2 separate regions of the Homo sapiens genome follow, and region 1 is linked to region 2. The links are chromatin contacts, found by Hi-C or POLR2A ChIA-PET in ENCODE. All regions are on one chromosome and are shown on one strand. Each heading gives the region's core, a stretch centred on a gene start or an enhancer-like site at or near the end of the contact. The rest is flanking DNA. Distances are from core to core; before and after follow the strand shown. Region 1 overlaps LOC101927344 (a long non-coding RNA gene). Region 2 holds the start of SERHL2 (serine hydrolase like 2).

Evidence for each region. Hi-C counts contacts between places; a loop is a spot of excess contacts on that map. ChIA-PET counts read pairs that join two places held with the same protein, here RNA polymerase II (POLR2A). Pooled maps may share reads with other maps.
Region 1: a loop to region 2 is called in a map of ascending aorta, with 4 times the contacts of the local background. The contact joins the enhancer-like site here to the promoter of SERHL2 in region 2. A Hi-C loop is called at or near these places in 4 of 168 maps with a recorded cell type or tissue (B cell, OCI-LY7, ascending aorta and 1 more), 12 of 37 single-sample maps with no recorded cell type and 19 of 50 pooled maps. POLR2A ChIA-PET finds 5 or more read pairs at or near these places in 6 of 52 experiments (A673, CD8-positive, alpha-beta memory T cell, GM12878 and 3 more).

The regions. Positions count from the first base shown.
Region 1 is chr22:42,442,952-42,449,942 of GRCh38, reverse strand. It overlaps LOC101927344 (a long non-coding RNA gene), which reads right to left. Exons shown (of 6, transcript NR_188414.1): 3 at 4,127-4,241; 4 at 3,704-3,780; 5 at 1,119-1,236. Among named protein-coding and RNA genes, the nearest start is that of NFAM1, 14 kb to the right of the region's middle. RefSeq lists enhancers at 4,810-5,576, 5,584-5,763. Within about 2 kb of position 5,387, at least 35 of the 41 ENCODE cell types and tissues checked have a DNase peak (open chromatin) inside an H3K27ac peak, as active enhancers do; they include A673, GM12878, OCI-LY7 and 1 more, where a contact is called at or near this core.
Region 2 is chr22:42,552,706-42,558,306 of GRCh38, reverse strand. SERHL2 (serine hydrolase like 2) reads right to left here and starts at 4,351. Exons shown (of 12, transcript NM_014509.5): 1 at 4,265-4,351; 2 at 3,220-3,369; 3 at 2,962-3,075; 4 at 2,602-2,643; 5 at 2,224-2,243; 6 at 1,719-1,793. The coding sequence starts at 4,286. RefSeq lists a silencer at 4,409-4,808.

The DNA.
Region 1 (6,991 bases), core at 4,138-6,637, 110 kb after region 2:
AAACCCCGTCTCTACTAAAAATACAAAAATTAGCTGGGCGTGGTGGCGTGCGCCTGTAATCCCAGCTACTCAGGAGGTTGAGGCAGGGAGAATTGCTTGAACCTGGGAGGTGGAGGTTGCAGTGAGATTGTACCACTGCACTCCAGCCTGGGTGACAGAGTGAGACTCCATCTCAAAAAAAAAAAAAAACGGTGAGATAGAATTCGCTCTGTCTGCCTGACTGTGAGCTGAGCTGGGACACTGGTCTTCTCCTCTCTTTGAACTTGGACTTAGCCTGCAATGACACTGTTGGCTCTTCTGGTTTTCTTCTGCTTGGTGACTGCAGATCCTGGGACTTCTCAGCCTGAGCTGGGCCAGGGCTGCATTTAGGTAGAAGGGCTCAGGGTAATTAGATGGGGCAGCTGGGACTCCCCAGCAGCAATTCTGGGGCAAGTCAAGCTAAGACACCTCCTTGAGAATTGCTCTGCAGAGAATTGCCTGACCCCAGGCAGTAAGAGGTGAAGCTGCCATGCCTTCGCCTAATTCAGGAACAGTCTTTGCCTTTAGAAATTCCCTCTGCTGGGCTGGGCGCGGTGGCTCACACCTGTAATCCCAGCATGTTGGGAGGCCAAGGCGGGCGAATCACGGAGGTCAGGAGATCAAGACCATCCTGGCTAACATGGTGAAACCCCGTCTCTACTAAAAATACAAAAAAATTAGCCAGGCATGGTGGCGCATGCCTGTAGTCCCAGCTACTCGGGAGGCTGAGGCAGGAGAATGGTGTGAACCCAGGAGGTGGAGCTTGCAGTGAGCCAAGATCGCGCCACTGCACTCCAGCCTGGGTGACAGAGCAAGACTCCATCTCAAAAAAAAAAAAAAAAAAAAGAAAGAAAGAAATTCCCTCTGCTGTTATGTTCAGGGTGGGATGGAAGTAAATAAAATGTTTCATGCAAAGCAAAAAAATAGGATATAATAGGGATTTTGGGCTGGGTTGAGTGGCTCACACCTGTAATCTCAGCACTTTAGGAGGCCAAGGTAGGAGGACTGGGCGAGCCTGGAAGTTTGAGACTAGCCTGGGCAACGTAGTGAGACCCCATCTCTTCAAAAAAAAAAAAAAGAGGACTTTTTAGAAGTCTTACTTTGGCCTTTACTGTTGATTCCCAATTATTCGGGATTCGATCATCCAGTTTGAGGATCATTGAAGCCTTTTCTAGGCTGTTTTGACTCTTTTCATTCTTTCACTAATCTTGGCATTTCCTAATATTAATGAAAATAAAAGGAAATGAGAGTGAAACAACAGGTTTACTTTCCTCTATTAGCTTCTGAGGGAAAAGGAATGGACAAGAGCAGGTTGGGCGACCAGCTGGCATTTGCCCCTCTGTCAGGTGACCTCGACATCCCCGCATTGCAGAAAGGACCCTGAGAGCTGACCTTGCCTGTGTGCGTCTCCCCAACGAAAACTCTTAGCAAGTCTGACTTACAGACCACTAGAAACCCGATCGGGACCCAGAAACCCCACTCCCAGGTATTCACCCAAGAGAAGTGAAAACTTCCATTCATACAAACACCTGTGCGTGAATGTTACAGCAGCTTATTCATAATCGTCGAAACCTGGAAATCGCCCACATCCTTTACTTGGTGAATAGATAAATAGACCACAGTCCATCCAGACAGTGGAACACTTCTCAGCAATGAAAAGGAACCATACAACAATGTGGGTGAACCTCAAATCACGATGCTCAGCGAAAGAACCTGGACTCGCACGATTCCACTTTCAGGACTCCCGTTGCTGGAAAAGCAACGGGAGAACAGAGCAGTGGTTGCCAGCGGCAGCACAGGAGTTCTGGGAGTGACGGGATGTTCCCTATCTTGACTGCGGTCATGGTGATAGGACTCTATGCATTTGAACTATATACCAAAAGAAGTGAATTTTACTGTGTGTACATTTGAAGGTATTTTTTAACCATTAAAAAAGAAAAATCAAGGCCGGGCACAGTGGCTTATGCCTGTAATACCAGCACTTTGGGAGGCTGAGGCAGGTGGATCACCTGAGGTCAGGAGTTCGAGACCAGCCTGGCCAAGACGGTGAAACCCCATCTCTACTAAAAATACAAAAATTAGCTGGGTGCCGTCGTGGGCGCCTGTAATCCCAGCTACTCAGGAGGCTGAGGCAGGAGAATCGCTTGAACCTCAGAGGTGGTGGCTGCAGTGAGCCGAGATTGCGCCAGTGCACGCCAGCCTGTGCGACAAGAGTGAGACTATGTCTCAAAAAAAAAAAAGTGACTTCAATTTTTCCTCCTTCTCCTCTTGGCTTGTAAAAGGCTTGTCCCTGTGTGGCTTCAGAGTGTTTAAAATCACTTACCTCCTCTTGAGGAGGTTCAACATTCTTTTTTTTTGAGACAGAGTCTTGCTCTGTCGCCCAGGCTGGAGTGCAATGGCATGATCTCGGCTCACTGCCACCTCCACCTCCCAGGTTCAAGGGATTCTCTTGCCTCAGCCTCCCGAGTAGCTGGGATTACAGGTGTGCATCACCACACCCGGCCAATTTTTGTATTTTTGTTGCCCAGGCTGGTCTCGAACTCCTGGACTGAGACAATCCACCCGCCTCAGCCTCCCAAAGTGCTGAGATTACAGATGTGAGCCACTGCGCCAGGCCTCAATATTCTTTCTAATAAGCTCACTTGGGTTCTTATTCAGTATATTCCTTTTCCCAGGCTGCTGTAACAAAATAACATAAACTGGGTGGCTTAAGGCAACAGAAATTGATTTCCTCCCAGTTCTGGAGGCGAGAAGTCCAACACCAAGGTGTTGGCAGGGCTGTGCTCCCTCTGAAGGTTCTAGGGAAGAATCCTCCCTCTCTTCTTCCGGCGTCCAGTGGCCACAGGCATCCCTTGGCTTGTAGCCTCACCACTGCCATCTCTGCCTCCATCTTCCTATGGCCCTCTTTCCTCTGTGTCTCCTCTGCTTCTTCTTCTTCTTCTTTTTTTTTTTTTTTTCTTTTTTTTTTGAGACAGAGTCTCGCTCTGTCACCCAGGCTGGAGTGTAGTGGCACGATCTCAGCTCACTGCAAGCTCCGCCTCCCAGGTTCACATCATTTTCCTGCCTCAGCCTCCCGACTAGCTGGGACTACAGGCGCCTGCCACCATGCCGGGCTAATTTTTTTGTATTTTTAGTAGAGACGGGTTTTCACCGTGTTAGCCAGGATGGTCTCGATCTCCTGACCTCATGATCTGCCCACCTCAGCCTCCCAGAGTGCTGGGATTACAGGCGTGAGCCACCGCGCCTAGCCGTCTCCTCTCCTTCTTATAAGGACACCAGCTGTTGGACATAGGGCCCAGCCTAAATCCAAGATTATTTTATCGTGAGTTGAAAGGACCTGATTACATCTGAAAAGACCCTGTTTCCAAATTCAGCTCACAGTCACAGGAATGGAAGAGTCGGGGGGAGGGAGAGGTTAATACATGAACATATCTCTTGGGGAGCACAATTCAACCCCTACATTCAGTAAGACTCTCTTAGAGAGGGCAGGGCAAGCTGGCCCTGCACTCCTTGGCCATCCCCTGCTGTCACCCCCAGACCTCAGGCACGGCGGCCCCTCGCTCTCCCCCGTCTCCTCTGTCCGGGCCTCTGAAGTCACCAGTTCTCCATGCCCAGCCGTGGCCTGTGGGAGGGAGCTGGGGGGGTGAGCTGGAGCTGCCACTTAGCGGCAGAGTCACAAACTCACCGTTCCTAATGAAGCCCGTCGCTTCTCCCTCCTCTTCCTCCCAGCAATGTCCGCAGTGGTGCCTGCGATGAAAGAAGCTGACCCAAGACATAGGAGGGAGGTGATTATGGGTTTAGAAAAGTCTTGACAAAAACATATCCTTTTATGACTGGGGTGGCTCTGTCAGGCTCTGCTGGCCCAGCATCCTCCCCACAGCCCACCCCAGCCAGAGGAACAGTCTCCTGATTTTCCTGTGGGGACTCCTGTCCTCTCAAGGTCACTTAGTTGAGCAGGGTTGTCCCTACCCCCAGTTCCCTGTCCCTCTGTCTTCTTTCCACTGCAGGCCAGCCAGCAGAACCCTGCTTTTCTGAAGACCCTGACCAGGAGCTGCAGCCCCTCCTGGCCCTGTAGCCGCAACTGGCCCCATCTCTTGATTCCGCTTACCTGTCCGGCCCAGGCTGGAGCTACCCCACAGCTGCCAGGGCTGGGTCCTCCAGGCCACCTGCCCATGAACCAGCCAGGTGAGCACAAAGCACGTCTCCCCCACCCCGTCTTGGGTCTGTAGGGACAATAAAATGCCTGCCAGTGAAAAGGGCACAGTGAGGCTGGGTGCTGTGGCTTGTGCCTGTAATCCCAGCACTTTGGGAGGCCGAGGCAGGCAGATCATTTGAGGTCAGGAGTTCGAGACCAGCCTGGCCAACATAGTGAAACACTGTCTCTACTAAAAATAACAAAAATTAGCCAGGCGTGGTGTCTTGCACCTGCAGTCCCAGCTCCTCAGGAGGCTGAGGCAGGAGAGTTGCTTGAACCCAGGAGGCAGAGGTTGCAGTGAGCCAAGATCATGACATTGCACTCCAGCCTGGGCAACAGAGCGAGACTCCGTCTCAAAAAAAAAAAAAAAAAGAAAAGAAAAGAAAAAAAAGGGCGCAGTGCTGAGCCACGGATTATTTAAGATATCCTATTTCAGGAAAAACGAACAAGTCCAGATTCTCTTGGCTGTGGCTCCGTGGTTTATATGTTTGCAGAATCAGAAGAGTGAGTGACAAAGGTTACAGGTAAGCCTGCAGGAGTAGACACCTTTGGGGGAGAGATTGGAGAAAATGATTAGCTTTTTCTGTATAGATTTTTGGATTATTTCACCTTGTGAACTCTGATATTTGCTCTGACGCCAGCCACCCTCACTGGGTCCTTGGTTCTGCCCTGTTCTGTTCTGCATCCTTCTTTGCCTGTGGGGTTTCCGGGTTTCTATCCTGAGCTCCAAGCCAGGGTCCAACCCAGCAACCTGCGGCCCTGAGGCCCGTAGGTCCCCATGTGGGCACTCTTGACCTCCTAGGCTTTGCTGACCTACAGGCCTCCTCGCCAGTGACTCATGAACTTGGCTGAGGCACAGCTTTTCAGATCCTGGGGGGCCCCCCTCTCTCCTCTCCCACGGGGTTCTTATCAAGCTCAAGGGAGGAAATGGTTGACAAACGGTTTTGCTAAACTAGGATCGGTTACCCAATGGAGAAGCTTATTACTGAAGACGCTGATGAAGAACATTCGAGCAGCGCCCCATCAATCTCCTCTGCTGTCAGGAAGGCTGGGGGAGGGGCGGTGGGACCCAGGCCATCAGGAGCGGGATGCCACCGAGTTCTCAAAGACCTTGTCCGCCCTGGCCCTTCCTGTCCGGCCTCCAGGGGGCACCAGATCTCCACCCAGTGCGTGACCACCCCCTCCCCACCAATCCCTCAGCGAGATTCTAGCAGAGGGGAGAGAGCCAGGGGCCGTGGGGACCCAGGGGTGAGAAAGGGGCTGGCAGAGAGCAGGGAGTCCACCCAGGGTCAGGTTCAGGCCTGCATTGATGTGTGGCCAGGGTGCGACACAGAATTCTGCAAGATTCAGAACATCTCTCAATCACTACATTTTCAGAAAATGGATGAAAAGCTGATCAAAAAGACGTTTGATGCCAGGCTGAAGAGAAGCTGGATCTTGCACCATCGGGCTGGAGGCAAAGTGCGGGCTGGAGTTCCCCACAGCTGGAGCAGGAGTCCTCTGTAATCCATCAAGTCTGAAGCAGGAAATGCAAGAAGGCTCATGGCGCCTCCTCCCACGAGCCGCCCGGCTGCCGAGAGCCCGGGGTGTGGAGCGGCGGGTTCAGGCCAGGGCAGCGGGACTCTGGGAGCTGGGCTTGCTGGTCCAAGAAACTTGGAGCACAGTCAGGTTTGCAGTTCAGCTCAGAATCCTGATTCAGAAACACCACCCCTTCTCCATGCCTGGGGAGATAGGTGAACTCCCAAACGACTCCCGGGGCCACCCCAGCAAAACCCTAAATGACAGAATTGCCCAGACAGAAGCTGGCTGATCTGTTAGCGAGACTAACCCCATACTTGCCCATGCTCTCTTCTAGTTCACAGGGCACTTCCGTGGCAGGGGAACATGAACTATTCTTGCTAATGAGGCTGGTGAAGCTCACAGGACCTGCACTTGCCAAGGCCCCACAGTTAGGAAACGGCAGAGCTGGGCCTTTAACCCAGATCCCCTGCCTCCAAGTCCTGGAATGGTTGTTTCAGAGGCTGAGCCTTCTGAGTGAGATGAGAAAACTAACAGGAGTCTGGCTGCTGAATCCTCTTTGGGGCACTTTCTCTAGAACAGCCAAAAAGTGGTCCCCAGACTCCACTTGCTTGTATGTACCTGGTAAGTCAGTGCCATTCAGTAAAAAGAAAGTCTTTCTTTTTTTTTTTTCTGCTGAATTGCAATATGTAATTGCAATGTGTTCCTATGTCATATGTTTCTGTAAAGTTTGCAAAGGTGAGACATCAGTTAGTCACACCAAGCCAGCTTGGTGGCACAGCACATGCTTGTAGTCCCAGCTACTCAGGAGGCTGAGGTGGGAGGATGGCTTGAGCCCTGGAGTTCAAGGCTGTGATGAGCAAAGATTGCACCACTGTACTCCAGACCTGTCTCTAAAAAAAGAATCAAACCTGGGCAACGTAGTGATAGACTCTGTCTCTAAATATACACATATGTCTATGAATAAGGCTTTTAAAAATAATAAAAATAACTCAGCTAAGTCTCTTTCCACTCTGATTCCCCGCCTTCCCTGCTCCCATCCAGTTGGATGGTGTTGGACTGGCTGTGGGTATTTTGGGAGAAGTTGATATGGAAATAGTTCAGAATTCAGGGGTATTTCTTGTGGTTCATGGTTCTATCCATGTGTAGCTCAGTCGTTGCTGGCTGTCCGAGGGTACAGATGGCTTCCAGGAACAGGCTCACCAATGAATGAAGGAGAATGAATACAATGATCATGATGAAAAAAGATTTAAATTTCTT
Region 2 (5,601 bases), core at 3,102-5,601:
CAGACGAGGTCTCTGCCCCTCCTAGCCCTGCCCTCTGCTCTCAGCTGAGCCCCTCTCGGCAAAGGGGCACACAGCCCCAGCCCTGGCTAGTCAGCCCCACGATTCTGAACGAGTCTTTGCTTCGCCTCAGTCACAGCCAGCCTGGTCTTGCCTGCGGCCAGGGACAGTTGAAGAGATCAGGTGGGATGATGGAGAGGAAGGGGAATCTCTGTCAACTGCCAAGTGCTTTGCAAAGGCATGAAATTAGGGTCCGGAGGCCACGAACCATCTGGGGTTGGCAGTTTCATCTGGTTCAACGAATGCCATCATTCTCAGTGGCAGAAAGGGACTGGCAGAAAGGGCGCATTTCTGGGGCTTCCAAGCTCCCCCATGATGTGTGGCTCACTCTGTGAGGACAGCCTCAGGCCCACTGCCTGGGGCTGCAGAGGGGGGCATCTCCCATCTACCCATGCCTGAGAATGCAGGACAAGAGGACCAAATGCCCCTCTTGACTCGCCCAGGAGGAAGCCCCTGGGGGCACTGCACTTGTCAATTCAGTGGGTGAAATGCAGAAAGAAGGGAGTGTCTGCTGTCTGCCATCTGTAAATTGGATCCTTATAATAGCCCCTGAGCTAGCTGAGCTCATGCAAGGAACATTTACTGAGCCCTTACTAGGTGCCAGGATTGGGGATGTGGTGACAGAGATGGACATGATCCTTATCCTTATGGGATCTGCCGTCATTCTTTTTTTTTTTTTTTTTTTTTTTTTTGGGAGACGGAGTTTCCCTCTTGTTGCCCAGGCTGGAGTGCAATGGCGCAATCTCGGCTCACTGCAACCTCCGCCTCCTGGGTTCAAGCGATTCTCCTGCCTCGGCCTCCCAAGTAGCTGGGATGACAGGCATGTGCCACCACGCCCAGCTAATTTTGTACTTTCAGTAGAGACGGGATTTCTCCATGTTGGTCAGGCTGGTCTCGAAATCCTGACCTCAGGTGATCCGCCAGCCTCGGCCTCCCAAAGTGCTGGGATTACAGGCGTGAGCCACCGCATCTGGCCGATCTGTGGTCATTCTATGGACAAGAAAACTGAAACTGATGAGACTTGTGTCACAACTGATAGGCTGAGACCTTGGCAAGAAAATGACAGGATGTCAGAGCTGGCCAGGTCATTGAGCCCAACCTCATTTTACACGTGCGGGAACTAAGGCCCAGAGAGGCAAAGTAACTTGCCAGGGGTCACCCAGCAGGTAAACCAGGCCAGGACTCAGACGCAGAGACAGTACTGGTTATGGGTAGTGGTGGTCAGAGGGGTCAGTCCTTGTTCCTTCAGTTCACATTTAGGGCTGTCATGTGTGGTGGTGCAATGTGGACACAGTGCAAAGGCATTCGACTGGGTGTGAGTGCAGTGTGCCGGCCCAGCTGTGTGCCCTAGAACATCTTCCACCCATGGCCGCTGCCCTCTTCCACTGCCTGCCACTGCGTGATCAGCCTGGCATTCTGCAGATCCCGAGCCACACATCCAGTTTCCAAGGGGTCCCCCACACCCCTTGTCCTGACCACTGCTAGGGGTATAAGCAGCAGAAGCCTGTCATCTGTTGGGGAGCGGGTCCCTGACTCCCCTTTCCCACCCTCTGCCGCCTCCTCGTGCTTCCCTAGTGTCCACCAAAGGAGACAGGGCTGGGAGCGCTGCCCGGGGCCCAGGTCCTCCCTAATGACAGCATGCACGAAAGCCCGCTTCTCACATCTGATTCCAGGAGAAAGAGCGGCGTGTCCAGCAAGATAAGTTTATCCACCATCTCGGGGAAGGTACAGAAAAACTGTGAGGATGCCAAAAGGGGAGAATGAATAGGGGGAAGAAGGAAAGGACACTCCCGCCTTTCCCTGGGGACCCTGGAGTTCCCCGAAACATCTTTTAGGCTGGGGGGAGGGTGCTGACCAAGAGGCCAGAGGAGAATCTTCTATCTATGGTGTGCCTTCCCCCACCACCCCTAAGTCTGCACCCAGCACTGAGCTCCAGACCTTGGTGATGGCTGGACTCCAGGGTGCGGTGGGACCGGGTATGGGGGCGTGGAAACATGAACTCTACCAGGAGTCTCCACCGTTTACACCAACTTCCTGGTATAAGGACTGTCACTGTGACAGGAGGAGGCACTTTCTGTCCCAGGTACCTTCTCCTTCCTCCTTTGTGCTCCCCTCCCCACTCCACCCAAGGGAGCCCCAGTTGGCCAGACAAAGCCATCTACTCACCATTCCGCCCACGACGCCACCTGGGGGACAAAAGAGCTGTGGGTGACATTCCCTCACTCCCTCCCCAGCTGCATACCCTAAAGCTTCTTCCCACCAGTTGGGGGGGGGGGGCACCATATGGGTGGCTGGGGGCTCAGCATCTGGGCCATGATGTCCCCTTCATCAGACCTGACCACTCAAAAGACCACATTTCCCTCATCCCTGTGTCCCTTGCGGCAGTTGCCTGAGGTCAGAGGGTACAGTGGTCAACCTCTGACTGACCCTCTCATCTCTCTTTGCAGATCTCATAAGTGCAGGGGAAAGGGGTGGGGCAGCAGCTCCTATCCTTCCCTCCCAGCCCTACTCCGGGCCCGGTCAGCTCCTGGCCACTGTACTCACCGAAGCTGTGGCCCAGAATGGAGAATCGATTCCATTTCAAGGCTGGAAATGCAAGGAGCCAGAAGGTCCGGCTGGGCACAGGCTCAGCCCACGATCTTGCTTCTAGTCCCCAGGCTCAGGAAATCCCTTCCCAGCATCTGGGGTGTCCACCCAGGACACTAGCTTGGGGGACCCACTGGAGGAAGCGAACTCTTCAACTTTCCCAAGATCTCCCGTGAATTGCTGGCAGACCTGGGGCCAGAGCCCAGGCCCCACTCTCAGGCCAGCGCTGCTTCCTGGATCCTACCCCGCCTCCAGTGATAAGAGGGGGTGCCCTAGAGCACCCCCCACACCGCCGAAAATACACACTCTGTTTCTTACCTGCCACAACTCTTCGGATCTCACTCACAAAAGTCTGGAGGTAATATGGGACACCTGGGCTGTAATGGGACGAGAGCCCATGACCTCCGAAATCCATGGCAACGTAATAAAAGTCTGAAACAGAGAGAAGCGGGTTGGAGGGTAGGAAGAGGTGTCTATGCCAGCTGTCTCCCCGCCCTCCTCATTCCCCTGCAGACCTCCCCCCTCACCTTCCTGCCCACTTTCCCCCTGGCCTTCCCTTCAGCCCCAGCCTCACACCTTGCGGGAGAAGAGGGATGAGTCTGTCGAAGGAGCTGGCATTGTCCAGCCAGCCGTGCAGGCAGAGAACTGGAGGGCCCTGCAGGGAGCCCCAGGCTTTGGCTGCGATGTGGCCCCAGGGCACAGCCAGCTTCAGCTCTGAGATCAGACCTGAAAGACACAGCCGGGTCTTTCATTCCTTCATTCATTCACCCATGAAGCTGGTGCTCCCTGAGCCCCTTATCTCTGCCTGATGTGCTTGAGCCAGGGGCTCATGTCCAGAGGGACTCAGACCCTTAGCTGCCCCAGAAGGTTATGGGGAGAGAGTCAGACATGGGAGTGGAGACTCCCAGAGGAGGGACAGAGAAGTTAAGCCGGAAAAAGCTGTGACAGGCCTCAGAGCATGCACCCCATTTAAACTGGGGCAGAACCTTCTAGAATGTGCTGGGGCGGGGGCGCTGGTCAGGCCTGGACCCCATCACTTGCTGGCTGGGTAACCTTGGAGAAGTTACTAAAACGTCTTGAGCCTGTTTCCTTTCCTGTAAAACCGGAGTAAAGAAACAGCCCGTTTCCTAAGCCTTTCCCAAAGGCCAGAGGGGTGCCAAACCCTCATACACGCAGCAGGTGGGACCACTGTCACTCTCCCTCCACAGAGCAGGAAACTGAGGCACTGGGAGCTGCAGTACATGCCCAAGGTCACACTGGGCGACAAGGGCGGAGTGGAAATTTAGGGCAGGCGGTGGGACTCCAGGAACCCCCACCGCCCCCACATCTGGCAGCCTCCTCCGTCTCTGCAAGGCTGGAGACTTGCGCACCCCCGACACCCACGCGCACGCTCGGCTAACTCAGGGGCTCCTGGAACCCTGGGAGGCCACGTGCGGCCGTGTCCCGGGTCCCCCAACTCCTGGCCGGTCGCGCTCTCATGCCCCGGGACTGCCGAGGAAGGAGCTGCGACACCCAGGAGGGCGACGCGGTCGGCGAACCCTCCACTCCATCCCGCCCTCTTCTACTGTCCCAACCAGGTGGGTGGGCAGTGGGACGCTCGCACAAGGCCTCCCCGTCAGACCTGGTGCGGCGTTCTCACTCATCGCTCTCGTCCCGCGAATGCGCTGCTGTCACTCCCTCACGCCTGGCTAGGTCGCAGGAGCAGAGTGACGCCCGCAATTCCGGGCCCTATCTCCAAGCTGTCCTGCCCCGCCCTACCCCAGGCAGGCCCCGCAACTCCAGCAGTCCCCGCCCCCACTCAGAAGGCCCCGCCTTCCCACCGCCCTGCCCGAGCCCCGGCGGGCCCTGCTCCCACAGCCGCGGGCTCCACCCCAGGAAGGTCCACCCCCACCGCCAGGCCGCGCCCCCACCCGCCAGGCCCGGCCTTCCCGCCACACTGTCCGCGCCCACCGGCTTGGAACCCAGCAGGGCGCCAACCCCCGGGCAGTCCTGATGGCCGCCCCCACGTCCGCGCGGGACCAGACCCGGGGAGCAACCACAGCGAGTTGGGCCTCTGAATGCTCGCTGGCCCGCGCCGCAGGGCTGAAGGCTACCCTTTGTTTAGTGGCTTACTAGCCCCCTTGACGGACAGCCTGCGTCCACCGTGTCCCCACCGTGTCCTGGGATTCTCAGCAGAGCCTGGCACAAGCCAGTCTTAATAATTGTTGTACAGGCCGGGCGCGGTGGCTCACGCCTGTAATCCCAGCATTTTGGGAGGCCAAGGTGGGCGGATCACAAGGTCAGGAGATCGAGACCATCCTGGTTAACATGGTGAAACCCCGTCTCTACTAAAAATACGAAAAATTAGCCGGGCGAGGTGGTGGGCGCCTGTAGTCCCAGCTACTCTGGAGGCTGAGGCCGGAGAATGGCGTGAACCCGGGGGAGCGGAGCCAGCAGTGAGCCGAGATCGCACCACTGCACTCCAGCCTGGGCGACAGCGAGAGTCCGTCTCAAAAAAAAAAAAATTGTACAGGTGAACAAATGAATGTATAAATTGGGGACGTGGAGGAACCCTCCAGGTGAGGGATTATAAACAATATCTGCCTGGAAAGGATCGAAAACCCCAAGTTATGAAGAGGATGTTTGGGGTGAGCAGATTCATGCACTAAATCCTACAATGAAAGAGGGAAAGTGCACCCTTTGAGTCTGAAACAGTGGCAAGTCTAGGACAAATAAGAACAAGTACTGGTAGTGAATTCTCTTTTTTTTTTTTTTTTTTTTTTTTGAAACAGAGTCTCGCTTTGTAGCCCAGGCTGGAGTGCCGTAGCGCGATCTCGGCTCACTTAAACCTCCGCCTCCCGGATTCACGCCATTCTCCTGCCTCAGCCTCCCGAGTAGCTGGGACTACGGGCACCCACCACCACACCCGGCTAATTTTTCTTGTATTTTTTTTAGTAGAGACGGAGTTTCACCGTGTTA